Regions from separate parts of the Homo sapiens genome. Here region 1 is linked to region 2. A link is a contact called in ENCODE Hi-C or POLR2A ChIA-PET data. All regions are on one chromosome and are shown on one strand. The core of a region is the stretch at or near the end of the contact, and the rest is flanking DNA. Distances in the headings are between cores, read along the strand shown.

The links. Hi-C counts contacts between places; a loop is a spot of excess contacts on that map. ChIA-PET counts read pairs that join two places held with the same protein, here RNA polymerase II (POLR2A). Pooled maps may share reads with other maps.
Region 1: a loop to region 2 is called in a pooled map, with 4 times the contacts of the local background. The contact joins the promoter of MANBA here to the enhancer-like site in region 2. A Hi-C loop is called at or near these places in 3 of 50 pooled maps. POLR2A ChIA-PET finds 5 or more read pairs at or near these places in 2 of 52 experiments (WTC11 and activated B cell).

What each region holds. Positions count from the first base shown.
Region 1 is chr4:102,757,960-102,764,452 of GRCh38, forward strand. MANBA (mannosidase beta) reads right to left here and starts at 3,009. Exons shown (of 17, transcript NM_005908.4): 1 at 2,759-3,009. The coding sequence starts at 2,935. RefSeq lists an enhancer at 2,604-2,953 and a silencer at 3,044-3,173.
Region 2 is chr4:102,571,115-102,576,757 of GRCh38, forward strand. All of the region lies in intron 6 of NFKB1 (nuclear factor kappa B subunit 1), which reads left to right. Among named protein-coding and RNA genes, the nearest start is that of NFKB1-AS1, 71 kb to the left of the region's middle. Within about 2 kb of position 3,342, at least 2 of the 41 ENCODE cell types and tissues checked have a DNase peak (open chromatin) inside an H3K27ac peak, as active enhancers do.

The DNA.
Region 1 (6,493 bases), core at 1,759-4,258, 190 kb after region 2:
GCCTGCCTCAGGGCCTCTATCCTCCCCACTCCTGTGTTTTTCCTCTTTGCTGGAAATGCACTTCTCCTTAAAAGTGACCTTTTCAAACAGGTCTTTTTGTTTAGAAGTCACCTTATCAAAATACCTATCTTGAACCACTTTTTAAAAAATAGCAATGCTTTCCAACCAGCCTTCACTGTCTCTTCCTTTAACCTGCTCAATTTTTCTTCAGTGTGCCACCTGCCTTACATTATTTATTAATTTGGTATATATGTCTATCTCCTCCATTAGAATGTCCATTAGGGAAAGGACTTTGTTTTCTTTACCACTCGATTTCAAGTACTTAGAATAGTGCCTGCCACATTAGAGGTACAAAATAAATATGAGATAATTAACTAGGTGAATAGATAAATAAATGAATGATATCACCAAGATATGTTTCAAGTTCTTACACAAACACAATATTTGGCCCAGTGTCTACTATAAACGGTAGAATATTTCCTCAAGTCAACACCAAAAAGGGATGTTATAATAAAGCAGGTCGGACAACAGTCTCACATTACTGAATAACGATACTGATCTGATGTTGATGATTGCTTCTTTACTTTTTTTCTTTTTTTTTTTTTTTTGAGAGAGGGTGTCACTCTGTTGCCCAGGTTGGAGTACAGATCACGGCTCACTGCAGCCTCAACCTCCTGGGCTCAAACGATCCTCCCACCTCAGCCTCCCTCGTAGCTAGGACCACAGGTGTACGCCACCACGCCCAGTTAATTTTTTAATTTTTTGTAGAGACAGGGTCTCGCCAGTTGCCCAGACTGGTCTAAACTCCACCTACCTCTGCCTCCCAAGTGCTGGGATTATAGGCATGAGCCACTGTGCCCAGCCTGATGATTATTTTCAACAGGCCTTGTGTTTCCTAAGCCCCAAAAGCCTTCCCATTTCTCATTCCACTGCCATTTGAGACCCATGGCCACCTGATTGAAACCTCAAGGTTTTGCTAAGAATTTATGAAGAGAGTTAAGAAATCTCTTCAAATTGTTCCTATGAGGAAGTTATTTCATACTATGAGCAAATTCATTTTCATTAAGTATCTGTTGTAACCAAACGTTGTTTCTTAGCTTCTTAGCTCTGTAATATGGCACAATAATCTGACTTACTGAAGCCACTCATTATTTCCCATTGGCTTAATTCTTTCTTTCTTTTTTTTTTTTTTTAGAGATAGAATCTCTCTATGTTGGCCATGCTGGTCTTGAACTCTTGGCCTCAAGAAATTTTCCCACCTCGGCCTCATAGACTCTTTCTATGTTGGCCATGCTGGTCTTGAACTCCTGGACTCAAGGGATCCTCCTACCTTGGCCTCCCAAAGCTCTCACGTACCAGCACCCATTGGCTTAATTATTTCAGTAAAATCAGGCAAGGAGGAACCCTACAAAATAAACACAGGCATTCTCAAAGCAGATATAAGTGAAAACTCAGAGTATACTGTGGTCAGCTGTGTTCTCTATCACAAGTAGTTTGTCAACTTAAAATAAAGTACTAAAGTTTGGGAATGATCTACTCTAAAAATACATCGGACAATGGTCAATGTCATTTACAACATTCACCTCCTTTCTGATACACATCTCAGGAAAAAAAAAAAAAAAACTACTAAGTACCAGGTCAGAAATTTGGCACAACCCTAGATGACCACCTTGTCATGCAAATAAACTTAGAATGGTGCTCCTGAAAGTCAGCCACAGTGCTTCAAAAACACATGATTTTTTAAAACACCAAACTAAGCATACCACATAGTATAGAGACCAGGCTATGGAGTTGAGACCACCTGGGTTAGAATTCCATTTCTTTCCATTTAGTTGCTGTCACCTTCCTAATTTCTCTGTGTTCCATAATTCCATATTATCCATAAAATTCAGATATGAACACTTACTATACAGAGTTGTTATGAGGATTGGACAATGTATGCATCCCACAAGTAGATCAATTACAAGTACATTTTGCCCCAAGTAAAGACAACACGTGGGAACGCTGTGCAAGAGGGAACAGCAAAAGCAGTTGGAGGATGGAAGTCAGTTTGCAAACCTATGCGCACAGGCAGCCAAACACGAAAACGTTCCCCACAAGTAGTCTGTAAATTGGAGACTCCATTGGGATACACACACACACACACACACACGCCCTGAGAGGAAATAGCACCTTTCTTCATCACCAAGTTAGCCTTAAAAATTATTTACCCGTTGTTAGCCACACTAGCACTGACAAACCCAACTTTACTCTTGTAGGTCATTCTCCACAACGTCTGTGCTGCGTCAATCCCAAATCTGACTCCCTGACGCTTAACAGCGAAAATAAAAAACCGAGACATTACTCAATAGAGTTAACCCTTACTTAACAAAACGCTGTTGTCCCCTGTGGCGTGCAGACAGTAGAGACAGTAATTCCCGACCTTATGCTTGTCAGTGACGGCATGCCCTTTGTATACACGCTTCAGTAGAGAACGACTGCAGTAAGTAAACTGCTAGTAGCAACACTGTTCCCCTATCTAAACTTCCCCTTTCCAGAGTTACTGATGTCCCAACATGGGTCGGTCGCTCAGTCTCCGTCAAGCCCGTACCCCATAGCTTGGGCATTTCCCCCCGCAGATCACAAGATGCAAAGGGGAAGTTACTACCAAACCGACGAGAATGGCCCAGAGCTGGGGGCTGCCAGGCGGTTCCTGGGCCCCTCTCAGCACCAGAAGAAGGCGGGCGCAGGCTCGCCGCGGGTCGGCCGCACGCCATACCTGGATCAGGCCCTGCTGGAACAAGGCGCTGTGCACGCAGCCAGGGACCGCCCCGGGCAGCTCCAGCGAGCCGTTCCCATTGCAGATGCTCCAGTTGCCACGCAAGCTGTAACTGAGCTCCGCGGCGGTGGTGCCTGCACCGCACAGCGCGAGCAGCAGGAGCAGGTGGAGGCGCATCTTGAGATCCCGCGCCACCGAGATGTGGAGAGATCGAAAGGCAGCGCTGCAAGGGACCGGCGGTGAAGCCACTCACCCCCTCGGAAGTAGCCGAGGCTTTAGGTCCCCGCCCCGGCCCCGCCCCTAGGTCAGCTGAGCGCTCTCCGGGCGCAGCCGCGGGCGGGAGGGGAACGAGGAGGCTGCGCCTGCACCCGCTGAAAGCCGGGCGTCGCGGGTGCGGGAGCTGCAGCCCCCGAGAATAGCTACAGGCTGGGGGGCATTGCGGTCTGAGCCTTCCCTCGGCGCTTCTTCCCGCCGCCTCAGTACATACAACTGGAGGCAAGAATCTTGCACGGTAATTGGGACAGAAAGATCCCTGGGCGCGCAGTGGCACAAAGCCTCGGGAGATCAGAGACCGACTGTACGTGGAGACCATAGCTGGAGAGTCCCCTCACTCCTTCAGAGAACCCAAACTGGGAGACAACCCACCACTTCCCTTCCGCCAAATTTACACAGACCCTCGTCTACCTGGTAGCGTAACACTCACCCCGCTGCAGCTCAACTCGCGGGTCTCAGAGCCTACCCCGCCCTTCAAAGAGTAAACAAGTACTAGCAGTATCTCCATCAGAAGGTTGTTCTGAGGGCTAACCAAGAAAATGCGACTATAGCATGCAGCATGGAGCCTGGCCCAGAGAAGGCATTCACGTTAGCTATTGTTACTAGCGGCCTGCGTCCTTATGTTTCATAAAGCCCCACGGAGGTTTCTGAGGTTCTGGAACCTGCACTAGGCGCGCAGCTGAGTTTAAAATCCTCTGCACTCACTAGCTGTGGGACCTGGGCAAGCCGCAAAATCTCCATCTCCGTTTCTTGAAGTTTTCAAGGTGTTATAAGTATAAAATGAGTAAACATATGTGATCGTCCCTAACAATGCCAGAGTACCCAAGAAATACCACTGACTTATTTCGGGTCTTGTAGTCAAATGGTCTACCTGAGTCCCATTTTTGCAATAGGATGTAACAGTAATCCTAGAAGTTAAGACGGAATTTTACATTGCATAAAATAGACTGCCTTTCTCCTGTGTTGACGCTATCTGCCGTATATTTATGCTTCGGAAGAAGTCCTTGAAAAGAAATTTTCTCTCATCAAATCTGAGCTTTGTTTCGCCTTACAATGGCCTTGGAATTGCCTGATTCTGCAGACACCGGGCAATATCTTACTTTGCAAAGTCAGCATTATTTACAAGCCCTGAATATCTTGGCTTAAAGGACAGTATGGATTATCCAACCCAAGCCGCTGGCTTTACAGATGAGGGAACTGAGTTCAAAGAGATCGGGGCCAGGCGCGGTGGCTCACGTCTGTAATCCCAGCACTTCTGGGAGGCCGAGGCGGGTGGATCACTTGAGGTCAGGAGTTCGAGGCCAGCCTGGCCAACATGGTGAAACCCTGTCTCTATTAAAAATACAAAAATTAGCTGGGCGCGTGGTGGCACGTGCCTGTAGTCGCAGGTGCTCGGGAAACTGAGGCAGGAGAACCGCTTGAACCCAGGAAGCAGAGGTTGCAGTAAGCCGAGATGGCACTACTGCACTCCAGCCTGGGCTATAGAGAAAGACTCTAAAAAAAAAAAAAAAAAAAAGATCAGGTGACTTGCCTGTCACATAGTGGCAGACAGGATTAGAACCCTCCTCTTCAAGGTCCTACTGTCAGAGCCCAATGATGCTATAGGGGAAACGCTCTCACTGCTTCAAAGCCTTCCTCACTCACTCCAGAAGCATTTTTACCTTTGATAGAAACAAAGCTCTCAATTCAAATTATATGCCATAATTCACGGCATTAAATGGCTAGCCATGGTCTGTGCAACACTGATAACACAAGGTTTATGGCAACAAGAGCGGCAAAGGAATTTTTTCATAATTCCCAGAGATTTCATTAAGCCAAATCAGAGGAAAATTCATCCTTGATGATACATATGGATATATTCTGTTTATTAAGAAATATAATTTTTAGAAAAACAATAATAGAAGATTCTCATTCCTCCTTTCATTCCAGGATGCAAGCATAACATCATTTAGGTTACTTCACTTTGACAACAGAGAACATCAAAGAATAATCAAAGCCCTAATAAGTACTCTTCCTAAAATTGCAATTGGCACAGATGACATGATGTTTTCATTTTGTTATAGGATAATTTTTGTCCATGATTTTCTGGTAAATAAACCTTATTTAGAGATAACATAAAACTTCTCAACTTATGTAATTTAAAGTCATGATACCAAATGCAATGTTTAAAATAGTTATGGGTATCTTTAACTTACACTGTATAAACAGATTTCATTTTGATCATTTCATTTGATGCTTCCCAAAACTTGAATTATTTAGAACAAGTGATCGTTCCCTGGTTTAAAAAGATAAATAATGCCCACGGTGATTAAATGATGTGTAGGGTCAGTATCCTGTCACAACAGACCAATGGAAGTAGTTAGGCCCTTTGCTATATGACAACATTTCCTTCATATCTAAATATATAAAATTGGTAAACTCATTAGAACACCATGGTATATACCAAGGCCAATGATATTCCAATCCCATGATATATTACAGAAGTTATAATAAGGGAAAGAAAATGAAAGAGTAATCAGATGTGGAGTGGACATTTGCCTTTAGACTCATAGTGTCTGATTAAACCCCAGGACTGGGGATAATAGCCCATAAGTATCCTGCCCAAAGGTTTGACATACTTCCCCAGAGTTTGAAGCCCCAAATGTTAGAACAAAGAGAGAAGGTAGTGGAAACTATGTACACCACTAGAATTTGGTGTGTCAAGGATGCATATGCATGAGTTTCCTATAAACCAAGAGGACACCGTAGGAAGTAACCAGGCTTGAGCCAGTATAATGGGATTCTACCCAAGAGAGTCCAAGAAGTCAACTAGAGGACACATGGCCTATGTCAGCAAACTGTGTATATATATACATATACTGTATATATACATATATACATATACGTATATATATACATATACTGTATATATACATACATACATATACTGTATATATACATATATACATACATATACAAATATATATTTTAAATATATATAATTTATATAATAATATAAATATATAAAAATATATAATATAATTATATTATATAATATAATTATATAATTAGGAATATAATATATTATATTCCTAAATAATGCATGGGTCAAAACAATAATAGATTTCCAATTTCTGGCCTGGCATGTAAGGACCTTGGAAGTCATCACTCTATCCTAAAAAGCAAGTAAAAAGCTGCACAAATTGAAAATAGACAACTCTTCTTAGATGAGTCAAAGAAGTGAGGTCACAGGGCAGACTGCTGCCCCAAAATTAGAGATGTAGACAGGTAGATACAGGCAATTACAACTTAACTGAGTAGACCACACACACTACCCCACAACCGTTGTCCCATAGCTGAAATCTCAGTGGGAACCAGTACAGAGTAGGAAGACCTGGACTATAATTGACAAATTACTGGAGGACCAATATGCACAAATTTGAGAGTTAAAAACTCCAAGGGGGCCCAGTCTTAGGGGAGCAG
Region 2 (5,643 bases), core at 2,092-4,591:
GGTACTGGTACCAAAACAGAGATATAGACCAATGGAACAGAACAGAGCCCTCAGAAATAATACCGTACATCTACAACTATCTGATCTTTGACAAACCTGACAAAAACAAGAAATGGGGAAAGGATTCCTATTTAATAAATGGTGCTGGGAAAACTGGCTAGCCATATGTAGAAAGCTGAAACTGGATCCCTTCCTTACACCTTATACAAAAATTAATTCAAGATGGATTAAAGACTTAAATGTTATATCTAAAACCATAAAAACCCTAGAAGAAGACCTAGGCAATACCATTCAGCACATGGGCATGGGCAAAGACTTCATGACTAAAACACCAAAAGCAATGGCAACCAAAGCCAAAATTGACAAATGGGATCTAATTAAACTAAAGAGCTTCTCCGCAGCAAAAGAAACTACCATCAGAGTGAACAGGCAACCTACAGAATGGGAGAAAATTTTTACAATGTATCCATCTGACAAAGGGCTAATATCCAGAATCTATAAAGAACTTAAATAAATTTACAAGAAAAAATCAAACAACCCCATCAAAAAGTGGGCAAAGGATATGAACAGACACTTCTCAAAAGAAGACATTTATGCAGCCAAAAGACACATGAAAAAATGCTCTCATTATCACTGGCCATCAGAGAAATGCCAATCAAAACCACAATGAGATACCATCTCACACCAGTTAGAATGGCAATCATTAAAAAGTCGAAACAACAGGTGCTGGAGAGGTTGTGGAGAAATAGGAACACTTTTACACTGTTGGTGGGACTGTAAACTAGTTCAGCCATTGTGGAAGACAGTGTGGCGATTCCTCAAGGATCTAGAACTAGAAATGCCATTTGACCCAGCCATCCCATTACTGGGTATATACCCAAAGGTTTATAAATCATGCTGCTATAAAGACACATGCACACTTATGTTTATTGCAGCATTATTCACAATAGCAAAGACTTGGAACCAACCCAAATGTCCATCAGTGATAAACTGGATTAAGAAAATGTGGCATATATACATCATGGAATACTATGCAGCCATAAGAAAGGATGAGCTCATGTCCTTTGTAGGGACGTGGGTGAAGCTGGAAACCATCATTCTGAGCAAACTATCGCAAGGACAGAAAACCAAACACTGCATGTTCTCACTCATAGGTGGAAATTGAACAATGAGAACACTTGGACACAGGGTGGGGAATATCACACCCCTGGGCCTGTGGTGGGGTGGGGGGAGGGATAGCATTAGGAGATATACCTAATGTAAATGCTGAGTTACTGGGTGCAGCACACCAACATGGCACGTGTATACATATGTAACAAACCTGCACATTGTGCACATGTACCCTAGAACTTAAAGTATAATAAAAAATAAGCAAGTTTACAAGGGCAAAAATAAAACAAAAAAGAAAAAGCACCACACTGCTTCCACAGTGGCTGAACTAATTTGCACTCCCACCAGCAGTATATAAGTGTACCCTCTTCTCCACAGCCGTGCCAGCATCTGTTATCTTTTGACTTTTTAATAAAAGCCATTCTGACAGGTGTGAGATCATATCTCATTGTGTTTTAATTTGCGTTTCTCTAGTGAGCTTTTTCCATATGTTTGTTGGTGGCATGTGTGTCTTCTCTTGAAAAGTATCTAAAACAGTCACTTATCTTTTAAAGAAACTTTTTAAATCAGAAAAAAGGTGTTTATATTTAACCACGTATTTATCATTTGCAGTGCTGTTCATTCTGTTTCTTAGGTCAAAATTTCTATCTGGTATCATTTTCTTCTGCCTCAGGCACTTCCTTTTATTATACTGCTGATCTGATGCTGATTAATTCTTTCAGTAGGTGTATGTTTTCATAGCTTTTTATTTTATCTTTGTTTTTCAAAGATATTTTGAAGAGTATAGAATTTTAGGTAGACAGGCCGGGCGCAGTGGCTCACGCCTGAAATCCCAGCACTTTGGAAGGCCGAGGCGGGCAGGTCACCTGAGGTCAGGAGTTCAAGACCAACCTGACCAACATGGAGAAACCCCGTCTCTACTAAAAATACAAAATTAGCCAGGCATGGTGGTGCATGCCTGTAATCCCAGCTACTCGAGAGGCCGAGGCAGGAGAATCACTTGAACCTGGGAGGCAGAGGTTGCGGTGAGCCGAGATCGCACAATTGCACTCCGGCCTGCGCAACAAGAAAGAAACTCCGTCTCAAAAAAAAAGAATTATAGGTTGACAGTATTATTCTTTCACATCCTTAAACTATGTTGTTCCACTGTCTTCTGATTTGCCTTGTTTCCAAGAAGTCACCTGTCAATCTAATCTTTGTTCCTCTGTATATAATTTTTTTTTCTCTCTAGCAGCTTTTCAGATTTTCTCTTCCTCACTCGTTTTAAGCAATTTGATTATATGGATATTAGCATAGTTTCCTTCATGTTGCTTGTGCTTGGGGTTCATCGAGATCCTTAGATCTCTGGGTTTATATATTTAGTACGTTTTAAAACTTTTTGGCCATTATTTTTTCAAATATATTTTCTGTCCACTCCTCTTCATCTTCTTCTGGAACCCCAGTTGCACATATATTTGGCTATGTGAAATTTCCTACAGCTCACTGATGACCTGTTTTTTAAAAAATCTTTTTTTTCTCTTTCATTTTGGAAAGTTTTATTACTGTGTCTGCACGTTCACCAATATTTTTGTCTGTAGTGTCTAATATGTTCTTAATTCCATCTAGTGTATTTTTTCCTCTTAGACATTGTAATTTGCAATTTCTATAGATTTGTTTGGGGTCTTTTTTTTTCATATCTGCCATGTTACTCCTTAACATACCAATGCTTTCTTCTTTTTCTGATCATATGGAATATATAATAGCTATTCAATGTACTTGTGTACAAATTCTGTCTTCTGGATCTATTTTTGTTTAGTTTTTGTCCTAATTATGAATTATATTTTTCTATTTCTTTCCATGCCTGTTAGTTTTTTATTGGATGACAGGTATTTTGAATTTTGTATCGTTAAGTCTTGGATTCCTTTTTTTTTTTTTTTTTTTGATGTGCTTTTAAATACGTTTGAGGATTGGGATGAAGTTAAATTTGGGAACAGTTTGATTTTTTTGATTCTTTCTAAACTTACTTTTAAGCTTTATCAGAGAGACCAGAGAAACCTTTACTCTAGGGTTAATTTGACATCATTGCTAAGGCAGTACCTTTCTGAATTTTCAACCTGATGCTCCATGTATTACAAGATTTCTTGAACTATTCCAGCCCCATATGTGTTACAGTAATTTTTCTGCCTCCACCTCTGTGGTGGTTCTTTTCCCAGCTTTGACATATTTCCTCACACACAGCACTCAGCTGAAGACTCCAGTGATCTCTGAGTGTATCTCTGTTTGCGGTTTCTTCCTTTCCGGTACTCTGCTTGTGAGTTTTAGCCTCCTTGGCTTCCTCCAATATTTAACTGTGTCTCCTCAACCTCAGAGATTGCCAGGCTCTGTTGGGGTTCCTCCTTCCTGTGCTGCAGCCTGGGACTCTTTAGGCATTAAGCCAGAGTAATTACAGGGTTCACCTTATTTATTTCCCTTTTCTTAAAGATTACTGTTCTGTGCTGCCTGTTTTCTAGTGTCTAAAAACCATTTCTTCATGTATTTTAGATATTTAAGGTTCAAACCAGTCTGTTTTACTCTATCGTTACCTGAAGCAGAAGACTGACTTCTGTACTGTTTCATTTGTTAACCAGAGTAAATCCTTCATTATTCACATAATAAATTAATAAGGATGATGTTTTTCTCACAGGGACTAGATTAGGCAATATACATGAAAAGCATATTATTGACAGTAAAGTGTAAGATGCTACACAGATGTTTATCATTGCTATTACAAAGGAGATAACCCCGTTTTCCTGCAGTTAGGGAAGTTCTATATGGGAGTAAGGCTGAAAGGGCCAAAAGATATAGGTATTGTTTCTGAAAAACTGCCTATGCTTCTATGCATATAAGTATGTCATGTTGCATATTTTTCTGTGCTGTATTAATTCATGCATTCCTTTATCAACAGATACTTATTAAACACTCATATGTCAGGCATTGTTCTAGGGACTAGAGATCTCTGCCTTCAAGGAGCTTATTTTCTAGTGGTATATTTTCTGTTCTGTGTCTTAGCTATCCACTTTTTTCATCTGCCTGGACACGTGACTTATTCTGTCTCTGGGCCTCTGGTATGAGTGCTCATTTCATTCTGCCTTATAACTCCTATTTTCTTCCCTACTTTATCTGACCTTCCTACCTTAGCTTGTTCATTCTTTCCTTCAATCCAGTTGTCATGAAATCTCTTTCTTTCCTCTACTAATTTTTTTTTTCTTTCTTTCTTTCTGAGTAAAAGCCAGAGATCTGGCCCCCTGCTTACCTCTCTGAATTCTTCACTTACTTCTGACAACTTGCTCATTTCACTCCAGCTACATTGACCTCCTTGCCTTTGTTGTGTTTTGAAAACACCGGCGTGGTCCTACCGCAGGAATTTTGTACTTACTGTTCCTTTTGCCACATTCATCATTCATATGTTCATGTCTTCCCCATCGCTTCCTTCAAGTTTTTGCTCAGTTGTCATCTTTTTACTGAGTGTCCTTCCTGACCTCTCCCTACTTTAAAATGTTATGCTTTTTTCTACTACCTCTCCTGTTCCTCATTCCTACCTTATTTTTCTGGATAACACTTATTGCCTTCTAAATTGTATCGTATAATTTACTTCTTTGTTTCTTCTCCGTTGTCACACTAGCATATAAATTCAGTGAAGGTAGAGATTCTTTTACTGCTGACAAAAGCATCTAGGACATTTCCTGGCACTGATAAGGATCTGCATAAATATTTGTTGAGTGAATGAATCTCCTTGGTAAAGTCCTTTTTTGTTTGCCTGTTATATTTATTGAATAGACTTCTTTGTTTCATGTACTTTAATTTCAAAAGTGAATGGCTGGAACATTTTATATATTTTCTTATAAATCATTTTCATTGCTTTTTAAGCTTATCACATATTTTGTTTTATAAATATGTAGCCTTCGTGAGATAAAAGATTCTCCATCCCTGTTTACGTGTATACTTAGATGACAACTCTAATGGTCATAAATAATTCCAACCTTATAGATAACTCAGGAGAAGATGAGATTATAAGTAGACTTTAAATCCCATTCAGAAACCCAAGGACAATTCAAAAGGAAAATAATCATTCCAAATATAATATTCTTCTTATTCTTAAGAAGTTGTTAGTATTTTGAATTTTGAATTTTTAATACAGCTCCCATAGAAAATACTTTAAAATGAACCCGGTAAGACTTCCTCATTAAGACATATAGACACATATGCTCCCACTCCCGTAATCAAATTTGGAAGTCAAATAAGCTCTGAAAACCAAAACATTCTTCCAAGTTTATTGCAGACTCATTTGGTAGTAAAAACCAATCTGACCTGATGTGTAGCTGTTTATAGTCTTTATTTTTCCATTTGGTGAGTCCAATTATATATTTCGCTGAGGAAATACTAACGTGTTTGACTACATTGTGTGCCCCAGACCTGCTTAGAGTATTATGTAATATGCAGTATAGGCCATATATTGCCTTTTTAACATCAAAAATACCCTAAATTCTGAAATGCATGTAGCCCCAAGAGATTTGT